2 separate regions of the Mus musculus genome follow, and region 2 is linked to region 1. A link is a contact called in ENCODE POLR2A ChIA-PET data. All regions are on one chromosome and are shown on one strand. The core of a region is the stretch at or near the end of the contact, and the rest is flanking DNA. Distances in the headings are between cores, read along the strand shown. Region 1 holds the start of Trp53 (transformation related protein 53). Region 2 holds the start of Eif5a (eukaryotic translation initiation factor 5A).

What was found. ChIA-PET counts read pairs that join two places held with the same protein, here RNA polymerase II (POLR2A).
Region 2: POLR2A ChIA-PET joins it to region 1 with 12 read pairs in Patski. The contact joins the promoter of Eif5a here to the promoter of Trp53 in region 1. POLR2A ChIA-PET finds 5 or more read pairs at or near these places in 3 of 5 experiments (Patski and embryonic stem cell).

What each region holds. Positions count from the first base shown.
Region 1 is chr11:69,576,464-69,582,742 of GRCm38, forward strand. It overlaps Trp53 (transformation related protein 53), which reads left to right and starts at 3,896. Exons shown (of 11, transcript NM_011640.3): 1 at 3,896-4,052. It overlaps Wrap53 (WD repeat containing, antisense to Trp53), which reads right to left and starts at 2,786. Exons shown (of 10, transcript NM_144824.3): 1 at 2,207-2,786; 2 at 1,984-2,082; 3 at 1,163-1,274. The coding sequence starts at 2,589.
Region 2 is chr11:69,917,463-69,923,741 of GRCm38, forward strand. Eif5a (eukaryotic translation initiation factor 5A) reads right to left here and starts at 3,924. Exons shown (of 6, transcript NM_181582.4): 1 at 3,701-3,924; 2 at 1,689-1,874; 3 at 455-559; 4 at 135-266; 5 at 1-39. The coding sequence starts at 1,853.

The sequences.
Region 1 (6,279 bases), core at 2,646-5,145:
ACTACAAGTGGCTAATATCCCAAACGACCTCTATAGCATCTGTATGACCAAGATAAGGCCAGACGCTTCCTTAGGCCCTAGATCTTCTTGGAACAAATGACAAAATGACATGTCAAGTCAAGTTTCTATGCAATTATGCTTCCTCGTGTCCCGGAGATTGCATTACACCAGGAAACGTTTTCCAATTATACTGCATTCACTGCCTGAGATCAGCCTCCCTAGCATCCTGATCTACCTTGATGGAAGCCAGTCTGAACCAAGTTTTCATTCTCACCTGACGTTCTCTTGCCTGCCTGACACCCGAAGACCACCCCCCTCAGCTCTGAAGCACACCCCCCCCACACACACACACACTCACACACTTTAAAAAAAAAAAAAAAAAAACTTGGTTTGGTTATTTCAAAACACGGTTTGTTTGTTTGTTTGTTTGTTTGTTTTTCCATATAGCTCTAGCTGTCCTGGAATTCCCTCAGTAGACCAGGTCATCCTCAAACTCCAGAGATCTGGAAACTCTGTCTTCCAAGCGCTGGGGTTAAAGGAAAAGAGGGAGAGAGCAAACGGATATGGAGTCTCACAGCACTGCTCGGGTGCACTGTAGCTCGCCACAGGCTGAGGTAAGGGCTTTGAGAGCATTTGTTAGGCCGTGTAATAACCTTACTTATTGATATGCATTTGCACACTGCCCCCAAAAAACACAACCAGCTCTTCAGTCATGGTTCATGTCTACACAAGCCCAACACAGGGGTCTTCAGTCATGGTTCATGTCTACACAAGCCCAACGCAGGGTTCTAGCGTCCTGCAGTTGAGGATGGCCTTGAATTTACCTCTTCTCCACCTCTGGGGAGCTGTGGTTACCAGTGAGGCAGCACAGCAGTCTATGCAGTGTGGGGGCTCAAACATGGGCTTCGCGTGTAATGCTATGCTAGCACTCTACTGAGCTACTTCCCCAGCACCATTTGAAAAAAATCATTCTAGAAACACACAATGTCACAGAAAACACCGGCTCCTGACTAGTCTTTAAATGACTTCATAATTCAAGGCAGAAAATGATGTATATAGTGAGGGAAAATCCTGTCTGTCAACAGGTGACGCATGGACACACAGTTTTCACTTGCAGGGAGGGCTCTAAAGTGCAAGGGCTGGCAAAGGCCCCTACCCTTACCATTTCGGCGTAATCCACCTGCTCTTGTTCACTGTACAATTCTGGGGGCAGGTTGTAAATCCGAAGGACATTATCAGCACTATTGGTCAAGATACAGGAACCGTCAGGGGCCCTGAAAATACAGGAAAATTAGAAAACCCAAACAGAGCTGCGATTTCAAGGTTGTAGTGCGAGGGCCATGGCTAGCCTCTGAGTCCCTGAGAAGACACCCGGCTCTAGGGAAACAAGCTCGTGCAGAGAGTGGTGGCACACATCTGTAAGCCCAGCTCCTGGAGAGGCTGAGGCAGAGAACCAACCTCCAGGCCAGTCTGGGCAACTTGACCCTATCTCAAAATAAAGCAAAAAAGGACCAGGATGCTGGCCACTCTGAGGTAAATCCACAATACGATACACGGCAGTACGCATCCACAGGGGAAGGGCAGGGAAAACCTTAACCTCGGTATCACCCGTAGTCTATTGCTCCCTAGCAACTTCTAGAAACCCTGGGGTTGATTTTAGCTTTTGTTTTGTTTTGCTTTCCCTCAAGACAGATTCTCTAAGTAGCCCTGGCTGTCCTAGAACTGGACCCATGGTCCATGTTTGCCTGGAACTCACACATCTGCCTGCTTCTTCCCCCAGAGTGCTGAGATTAAAGGCATGCGCCCAACTTTGTTACTGTTTTTATTTTAAGACAGGGTCTCACTCTGTGGACAAACCAGGCCTCCATTTCCCAACAGTTGAGATTACAAGACTGTCGTCCCACCGAAAGGGGCCAAGTATGTGTGGTTAAGTTTTAAGGGGAAACTCCTGAAGATGGCCATCTCCTTGCCCATCGTACTTACCACTTGCAACCTTTCAAGAAGTTCTCGGAGCGGGTGCTGAACTCGGACCAGGAACCACTGAGGTATCGGGGTACCTGCGAGAAGCTGTAGGTCCAAAAGCTGGAAAGGAGATGGAGAAACAGCAAACGTGGGTCGTCAGAGCAAAATGGAAATAAAATGGTGCTGAGGACCGGTGGCTGTCGTTCTCACAGGTCCAGGCTCCTCAGATTCCAGTGTCACTTACGTGTCCCCCTCATCCACTTCAGCGCGTTCCTCAGACACACCTTCCGTGGCTTCTCCTGACTCCAACTCGGGGAGATTCGTTTCTTCTCCGGGAAGACTCGCATGTTCAGAAACATCTTGCTCCTCGATTCCAGGACTCAACTCACTGGAAGTATTAAATTCTACTTCCAGAGGTACAGAGTCCCCTTGTTGAAGCTCCTGGGACACAACCAAGCTAGCCACGGGATCTGTGGCTAGCTGGGGTTGGTCATCACCACCGCATGGCGGAGGCACCGGTTCAAAGTCTGTATTTTTCTCCGCTGGGGAACCTTGGGGTACCGGAGCTGGGGCCAGGTCAGGAGGGAGGCTATCCGGAGCTAAGAGTCGCTCCTCCGACGTCTTCATTCTGTAGAGTAAGCCCCCGGAAGGCAGAGGTCGGGCAAGTCTCGCTGAGCCGGCTACCAGCTGCCGAGGCTAGAGTGCATTACCGTTCCCAGGGATGCTCAGAGACCGGAGTCCGCTTTCCTCTTCCGGAAAATGTAAGCCGAACCTAAAGCAATCACCAGGGAACGAGTGTCCAAAGCCAAGCGCCTAGGGTCGCTAGGCGCCGCCAGGGCTTCTTGCTCTCGCGGGAGTCGGGCCACCTTCCGATAGGCTCTCCGCATCCTCCTCCGATTCCGAGCGGGAAGGCGGGAAGGAACGACTTTGCCTACACCTCAAGCGCTGGAGAATTCCTAGAGGTTTCTGGGAGTTGTAGTCTGAACTCTGGGCCTTGGCGAAAACTACACGAGCGCCCCCTACCGTCCCCTGGGGGTAATTCTTAAAGCGCCTATCCTCCCTGGCCTGCAGAGGGCGCATAATTTCTACAGTTTTTGCCCCTCTTGACTATCTTGTTTTGAATCCCGTAACCTCAGGTTTCCTTTCTCCCCATCTCTCCCCCCTTCTTGTTCCTCTCTTTCCCTTTCTCCCCCGCCCTCCCTTCATTCATTCGACATTTATTATCAAGTTCTTACTGCCTAACCCAGGACTATACAAGGCATTGGGAAAAAAATAGCAATGTTTTCTAGTTCTTAATCTCCATAAAGTTTTCGTTGCTGTGCAATTAAAGGCTGTGAAAACAGTCTTTACAGAGAGTGATAAGGACTGTACAGGAAATTAAACACGGTGGTGCGATACCAAGTATCTCGGAGAACACGTTAGATTGAGATACTATGAAAAGCCTTTCTAAAGTGACATTTTAGCTAATGAGGGGAAAAAGAACTTAGGGGCCCGTGTTGGTTCATCCCTGTACTTGGAAGGCCTAAAGCAGGAAGACGGCCGCGAATTCCAGGCCAGCCTTGGCTACAAAGACTCTGTCTTAAAAATCCAAAAAGATGGCTATGACTATCTAGCTGGATAGGAAAGAGCACAGAGCTCAGAACAGTGGCGGTCCACTTACGATAAAAACTTAATTCTTTCCACTCTTTATACTTGACACAGAGGCAGGAGTCCTCCGAATCGGTTTCCACCCATTTTGCCCTCACAGCTCTATATCTTAGACGACTTTTCACAAAGCGTTCCTGCTGAGGGCAACATCTCAGGGAGAATCCTGACTCTGCAAGTCCCCGCCTCCATTTCTTGCCCTCAACCCACGGAAGGACTTGCCCTTACTTGTTATGGCGACTATCCAGCTTTGTGCCAGGAGTCTCGCGGGGGTTGCTGGGATTGGGACTTTCCCCTCCCACGTGCTCACCCTGGCTAAAGTTCTGTAGCTTCAGTTCATTGGGACCATCCTGGCTGTAGGTAGCGACTACAGTTAGGGGGCACCTAGCATTCAGGCCCTCATCCTCCTCCTTCCCAGCAGGGTGTCACGCTTCTCCGAAGACTGGGTAAGTAATTGATGAGCGTGACGAGACCTCTCGGTCACTGGCTCTCTCCGTTTGCATCCATAAAACTAGAGAAAACCGTGGGGTTTGGGGGTGGGGCAGTGGGGGGACTCAGCGCGATGGAGATGGGCGGAATGGAAGCTTGGCGGGCGGGATGAACGGGAGTGTATATGTCAGATGCTGTAGTGAGGGTAGCTGATGATGATGATGTTAGGACCGACGAGCCTCACTGTCATGCACCTGCAAAGTAGAGCATATAGGGACCACTGAGATGGCCTAAGGGGTTTTCTCTCCGCTACGCGTTGTACACACTTATCTGCCCGCTGCTAGGTGATGGAAGCTCCGGAAATAACATGCACAAAGCACCAGGATTTAAGATTTTTCGAGATTCATAGCTTAAGACTTAAGACCCCCCATAGCATCCTAATGAAACCCTGGGTTCCGTTCCTGGATGAGATCGGGGTGATCCGGGGAGCCTTAGCTGCTAAGGTCCCGCAACTTCCGGACCTTTGTCCCTGGAGTGATTTCTTTTTTTTTCCAGCCGCTTCTCGACCCTGCTAGATGAAGAAAATCCAAGAAAAGCCTGAAGCACTAGCGGTGCTAGCCAGAAGTATTTGCCCTCGGGGCCCGACTCAGCCTCTTGGTCTGAAAGGCCCGCCGGCCCTGTTATTGTTTGGCTCCTTTACGTTTCTGCCGCTTGCAGGAGCATTTCCGGTTTCTTGTTTTCGGAGCAGATCACTGCTCGCCCGGCGACGGGGGAGTAGCGAAAGGGGAGAAATGGATTCTAGGCTGGTTCTGTGGTTTGAGGAGGAAAACTGCTGTCCTCGACATCTTATTTTTCTGGATTACTTGGTTATTGCTTTTGCAAAGGAGGAGGTGTTTATTTAAAAGAGTGCGCCGATAGGTCGTTTCTTCCTGCCGGAAAAGCAAATTACCGAGTATCCGGTTTTAGGGTGAGCCATTCCCTTGCTTAACGCATTCCGCGCGTCCTGAAAGCGGAAGGGGCGGGCTTGGGCCCCGGGCGCCCGGCGGTCCTAAGTGCAGTCAGCCCGCACCATCCGGTTCTTCCCAGCGGGAGGTGGCGGGACTCTGCCTGGGCGTGGGCTATGCCTGTCCCCGCCACTTCAATTTTTAGAACAGGTCATTTCATTACAGTTTCTTATCGCGCACCAGACATCGTGCGTGCCTTTTTTTCTTTTGTAAAAATACTATTTCCACACTGCACTTGGATCGGGAAGTAAATTTTTTTGTCCATCTGAAGATTTAGTTTCGGTCTAAAGAATAAATGATAGGTAGACCGGGAGGCGGGGGGACTTTGTTTTCGTGGCTTCAGCTGTAAAGCCGTAAGGAAGACTAGATCCTCCAGTTCATTGAGAAAGTATACAAATGACTTCACTTAAACTTTGACGCGCGAAGGGAACCCTAGCTGTGAAGGTTAGACTGGACAGCCACAGCGGTCCAGGGATGCCTTCTTATGCAAATAGCCTCCCTGCTCTTGCAATCTCTTTGACTGGATTTAGTGAAGGACTCTCTTGTGAATGTTAAAAGATCCCAACCCGAAGTCAAAAGGAGGTGCCCCTAGGCCCCATCTTGTTTACAAATGTAGATATATGTAAATTGGTTTTTTTGTTTTTTTTTTTTTTACATAAAGACAACTTTGGAAGATATTTACCCTGCTCTTCCAGTTTCTCTTCTCTGAATAATTTACTGCAGAGGGGTTTGGGAATGTCTGGGATGGGTAGTATATGCACTTAAATTATGCTTAAATCATCTGTAGCTTACATATGACCCTGCACTGTAAATGTTATTCAAATAAATGTTACCGTGTTGACTGAAAAAAGGAGCCAGGCTGGACTGGGACCGGGTGCTGCAAGCCTTTAACCCCAAAGCTAGGGAGGCCGAGGCAGGTCAATATCAGAGATTCAGGCCAGCCAAAGATATGCAAGGAGACCCTATCTCAAAAAGAAAAATATGTCACGTATGTTAATATTCACACTGACACAAGATAACCTGCTGCTACAGTTGAGTAGCAGTGGGAAGCCTCGACAGTCTCGAGTTCCAGACCACAGTGTCCAGACCATACATAGAGGGAGTTCAAGGTCATCCTTCCCTGGGTAGTTGTAAGCTGACTTGAGATAAATGAGAGTGTCTTCAAAAACAGAGAAAGAGTACAAAAGTTAACATTGGCAAACCAGAGCCTACTGGCCTTTCTCCTGATGGGTAAATGAGG
Region 2 (6,279 bases), core at 2,674-5,173, 340 kb after region 1:
AACAGCTGCCTCCTCTGTCATGGCAGACAGCACTGTGATCTGGAAAAGCAAAATGACAGTCCAGAGATGCCTTAACTGAAAGACTTCGAATTAAGGATCAAAGCAGCATACAAAGCAAGGAGGGGGCATCGTACCAGGATCTCTTCTCCACAGTCATACTTCTGCTCAATCTCCTTGCCAAGGTCTCCTTCAGGCAGACGAAGGTCCTCTCGTACCTCCCCACTGTCCTGGAGCAGGGATAGGTACCCATCCTGGATGCCAATCAGCTGGGAGAAGTTAAAAGCAGGTACAAGTAGGTTAAGTATAAGAGAATGGACAGACCAACTACAGTGACAGCAACTTCCTTCACTCCACAGCCTTTACCAGCTCCCTCTTTCCCCACAAGGTGCAGTCAACACCGCCCCCACATACACACTCTTCTAAGCCACCAATCATCTTCATCCTAATAACATACCTGGAAGTCATTCCGTTTGATGTTGGGGACATCCATATTATGAGTTGACGGGCAGATATCTTCATATTTCTTCCCAGTAAAAATGTCAATGCCAACCAGATGGACCTGTGTACATATATCATAAAGAGAAACCCAACAAATCAATTTTTGAAGTATGAGACAAATGTCTGTGTCACTTACTGCCTGAGAGGTGAGCGTGCCATGTTATGGGTAAAGATTAAGGAATTATAAATGAACCAAGTGAGAAAGATATACTAAAGTCTTCAAGGTCTTAAAAGATCACATCTGAAGGTTAGCAAGTGAGGGAAGTCAGTCTCAGGGAACTCATTTACATCAAGTCTCAAAAACTGACTGGCAAGACCTGAGGATATCACCCAACTGCTCACAACACTTGCCCAGCAGCACAGGGCGTTGGGTCCGATGCCTAACACATAAGCCAATCATGGTGACACATGCCTGTAATCCCAGCACTAGAGAGGTAGAGGTGGAAGGAAGTTCAAGTTTGACGGTACCCTGGAGTACATGAGACCGTTTTATTTTATTGGGGAAGTATCTGGGGAAAAGTTTCTTGGACAAACGTGGACAAGTGGAATAGGCTGAGAAAATGAAGCAAAGGAATGTAAAAGATCTGAAGACGATAACCCAGGAGAAGAGCAGAGGGACTGTGCAGTCAGTATGCAAGGAAAACAGAAGAGGAGCACGCCTTATATTTAATGTCAACAAAGGATAGGAAATATAACACAAAAATTTCAACTAGTCAGAAAGTCTAAGCTAAGAGAAAGAATGCCGTCTTAAGTAAACCAAAGAACAGTGGACAGTCAGCAGAAGGTAGAGGACATTGAGATTTATCACAACCCCAAAGGGGAAGCCAGAATTTGAAGGAGCAGCAGCAGTGATTAGAGAATGCAGACTGGAGCACCCCAAGAATGCTGCCTTGGGAGGAGGGGTCCTTGACTGGAGAAATCCTGGACAAGGAGCCCAAGGTCAAGAATAAGAAACTGAATATACAAACCAAAAGAAAACTAGCACAAAGAGGGAGGAAAAAAACATAGCATGACAGGTACCCTACAGAAGAAACTGGGAACAGTTTAGTTTTAAATTGGAGCAAAAAACTGGGTGCTGAACAAAAGGAAAACAGCAAAAGGGGTCAAGACTAGAGCCAACAGTTCACTGCCCAGAGTCCTAGGGGTGTGGGAGCTGCAGGGAAGGCAAGATGTTGAGAGGTGATTCTAACCTTGGCATGGCCATGCTTGCCAGTCTTCGAAGTAGACATCTCGACGATCTTACATGGCCGGCCTTTGAGCACCACAAAACCATTCTTACGTAATGCTGAGCACTGCATTGGGAAGGTGGCTGAGGCCCCTGCATCTCCTGTCTCGAAGTCCAAATCATCTGCCATTTTAAGAGGCTTCGATTCCAACTAAAGCCAAGAAGAGAACTAGGGTCAGTAACGATGGAGGTTAAATGAGATCGCTGATCTATCCCATTCCTCCCTAAAACACTGATCCACTTCCCCTTCATTCATTACCCACCTAAATAAAGTTGCATTTCCTGCTTTGAAACTGGAGTCAAACATATTGAAGAGCTTGAGTATTGGGGGTAAAACAGCTGGGGATCCCCTGGGCCCCCACAATGACATCTAAAGTTGTGGCTAGGGAAAGGAAGCCTCCTGGGAGTTGGGATGCCAAATCCCAGAGATGAGGAAAGGGCTACTTCCCGGGAGCGAGTAGGACTCAGGTGTTACTCGCCACTGAAACCAACCACCCCCTCTTCCCCACACTCTGCCAGGACTATAATTAGGTGAGCAGCAATGAGCCAGCTGAAGGGCGGGGCTAATGGAGGGGTGGAGACGGAGGACAAGGCCCCACCCAGTTGTTACACCACCCCCCCACCCTGTCCACACACAAGCCAGTCATTGGTACAGGAAACCACAAGGCCTCTTTGGGGGATTCCCGCCTCCAACGTGCACTTGCAGATGCAGTCAAGGGAGAGAAAGTAGTTTCCTAAAGGATCCCACTGCCAAACATTTCGATCTCAGTTCCCGAAGGGAACTCAGCCTTTTGTCGATGGCCCTCCCACTTTTCCCAGGATGCACCAGTCCTGTCGGCTTTTCAGGCCCAGCCTGTACAGTCAGTAGAAAGTGAGGGGTGGTGAATGACAATAAAATGAAAGCAAAAGATTCGTAGTAGTAATAGAAATCGTACTAGGCTGGCAGAGTAAAGGACTTTAAAACACAGTAACTCCCAAACAAAACACGACAGGGAAGGCACTGGCATGGTGAAGATCGAAGATCACCGCAGGGGAACTAGAAGCTCACTACTTTCAGGCGCTGTCGGCATGGGCCGAGAAAGAGTTGGGCATCAGTCCAATCGCCCTCAGTTTCCCCACTTTTCCCGGTTTCCCCAGCAAAGCAGTACCACTTACATCTGGCTGGACGTCTCACTTCATATGAAGACTGAGGGATGAGCTCCAGAGGCCCATGAGGCTGGGGAACACTAACATATGCCTGCAACGGGCCCTGCGGGATGAGTGAGACCCAAGGGTAGGGTCTCTCCCGCACGCCAAAATCCAAGGCTCCGGAGAAACCCAAAAAAGACCAGAGCTCCTTGCGCTGAGGGTTGCCGGCTCGCGCCCACCATGTGGTCGCCCGGGGCTTCCGGTGGCCCGGGCCAGGGGGGAGGGGTCCCCGTGCAGCCATGCGGCCCCGGTCAACGTTCGGCCGCATGGCCTCGGACCCCGAGGGCAGCCTCCAATGGGGAACACTTCCGGTGCTACGGCTGCCCCTGCCCCAAAGCTGCGCCAGGCCAGGACCATGCCGCCTCCCCTCCCCCCGCCGGCCGCCAACCCCCTCCACATGCCCTCACCTAACAGCCCCCTCCCCCACCTCACGTGGCCGCGCAGCGCCGGTCCTCAACCGCACAGGAGCCTTTGCCCTGTCTGGGCCGATCTGGCCCCGGGCCCTCGCCCCGGCGTGGCCGCCTGGCGGCCTCTCCCGCGTGGCGGCCTCGCGGCTCGCCGTCCCCCGCCCTGCGTCGCTCCAACGTCACCCGGCCGGCCCCAACCGTCACCCCTCGCGCCAACCGGGCCCTGCACCCGCCTCTCCGCACCTCGCGCCGCTCCCTCACCGAACCCGTGCGGCGACAGCCGCCGCTCCCTTCTGCCCCCCTCCCCGACCCCCGCGTAGTTCCGTCTCTCGTTCGTAGCTCAAACCGAGGTTACGCGCAGGCGCGCCCTGCCCGCTCTCACCTCGCGCGAACGCACTGACTTGACCTGGTCCGCTCGCCGCGAGCCCAACTGCTGCCTCCGAACCCGCTACTGTGCTGCCGCCGCCGCCGCCGCCGCCTCTAGCGCCGCCGCCGCTGCTGCACACGGGTCTTAGTACGCAGGCGCCGACTCCCCACTGACCAACCAAGCAGCCCTATGACAGCCGCGCAAGCGTGCTAGGTAGCTCCACCACCTTCCACCCCCGCACTGCGCAAGCGCATGGACCCTCCCCGATCTCCACCCTCTCTCCCACCTACCCATCGGATGACGCACACACGTGACCCCGCCCCTTTCCAGTCCGTAGTGCTTCCAACCAGTCGGCAATGCGCAGGCGCACCGGGTTTTTTTTTTTTTTTTTTAAATCCCTTCAACCTCTTCTTCCCTCCCCTTGAGCGACAGCTCGCTCTACCGGGCAACCCTTGCGGCTGCGCAATACAGAACCCTGCACTCCACACCCTCCGAAGGAAACGCCTGGGTCTCAACGCATGCGTGTTAGGAATCCTAAACGCCCCTTCCACCTCAGACGTCGTCCCTACGCGGGGTGTTGAAAAGACCACGCCACTGTGCTGCTTGCGGCGTCAAGAACGCATGCGTCTGAGCAGGCGCCACACCTCGGCTTTAACTGGAATTGAACAACTCACAAACACGTTTCTGAGAACCTTTCTAGTTAGGTGTGTGGCTCTTCTCCGAATCGCTGTCCCAGCTCTGCACGTGCTCAAGAGACTGCTTTCCGTGGGAGACTCTGCTCTCACGCTAGTGTGGTCGGATTACAACCATCCCGGCTTCGGTACTTTACACAACTTGTGCGCTATAGTTTCAGTATCCAGAGCTATCCGATACAAGCCACCATCTTGTCTAAACCCTGGTTAGTGTTGATTCCTAAGGTTCGCATAGAAGCTTTTCCTTTCTAAATCCTAAATAAAGAGAACTACATAGCGTTTCCGATTGTTTTCCCAGGTCGGCTTGAGGTTTCTAAAAGGAAATGTCTAATGTTTCTTCCAAAATCAAACTCCCTATGAGAAGAGTGGCTCTGGACCAGGCGACACAGACTTTATTGCCAGATCGCTAGGAGGCTGAGACTTGTTATAAAGCCAGCACATAAAGTTGGTCTTGAAATTTATGATGCCTGTAATCTCTGAGTTTGAGAAACTGGAGCAGGAGAATAGAAAAAAACAAAACAGTGCAATATTAAATTACTTTGACGTTATCTAAAGATGAGCGATCAGGATTCCTACTCCTTAGATAATGCAGGCGTGGTGGAGCACTCCCTTAATCCTGTAAGAGCCAGGTGGGTTCAAGGCCAGTCTGGTCTGTACAGTGTGAATTCTTGACTCAAAAGCAAAACAAAAAAATCTGGTCTAGGAATCTAAACCTTTTTGGTGGTAGTGGTGGTTTTGTTGTTGTTTTTCAAGACAGGGTTTCTCTGTGTAGCTCTGGCTGTCCTGGAACTCACTCAGTCGACCAGACTGGCCTTAAGATCCACCTGCCTCTGCCTCTCGTGTTGGGATGTAAGGCATGCACTGCCACCTATAGTTTTGAGAAATCACTTCAAATTACTGTACTTTTAATTTCTTTACCACTAAGTAAGGATATTAAATGATATCTTAATCTCCAACTTACTGGAACGCTTGCAAGCACTTAATTGGAATTATTACGTGTTTGTGTAGCACAGTAGAACTATCCACCCTATATCTTTCAGTCACTTTTCCTGAATTTTCTGTCGTTTTCTGTGGAATGCCAGCACTGAGAAAGCTGAGATCAGCAGATCAGTAGTTCAAGGCTATGGTAGCCTACATAATCCAATCCTAGCCAGGCACAGGGCCTGCCACCCTCCCTCCCTGTAATTGCAGCACCTAAGGACCCAGAGGCAGAGGAAGGAGGATGGGAAGTTTATGGTCATTCTCTGGGTGTGGTAATACATGCCAGTAATCCTATCTCCTGGCTAAACAGGAAGATTGCCAGCCTGTGCTACATAGTAAAACCCTATTTTAAAATTCTGTCCCAGTACTGAAAAAGATATGAACTTCTGGACACATGTGACAACTGTAAAAGCCAAATGGTGCAAAGCTTGGGGCTAGGGCTATTCAGAGACAATTAGTAGAACTGTAAATGTCACAAACACGATACACAAAAAATATATTAGTGGTTGCCTAATGCAAAGGATTTAGGGAATGGACCATAAGGGAGGGGGAAAGTGGGATGAATCTTTTGGCAGATTATAAAAAAAAAATCCTAGACTTATCAGTCACACACCTCTTCAGGTACTAAAGCACAGCTTTGGCCTGTACTTGCTCGTTTATTTGATGGTACCAGGCAGTTGAATCTAGGGCCAGTGAGTGTTCAGCAAGGATCAAGCTGTGCCTACGTCCCTTACCTGTTTGTTTGTTTGTTTGTTTGTTTGTTTAGCATAATGAAAATAGATTTGGTAATGAAAAGAAAGAACCCCTGAGGTCGGAGGGATAAGACATGAGCTCACTATAGAGCTCTGGCTGTCCTGGAACTCATATAGACCAGGCTGGCTTCAAACTCACAGGAATTCTCCTGCATCTGCCTCCAAGTAC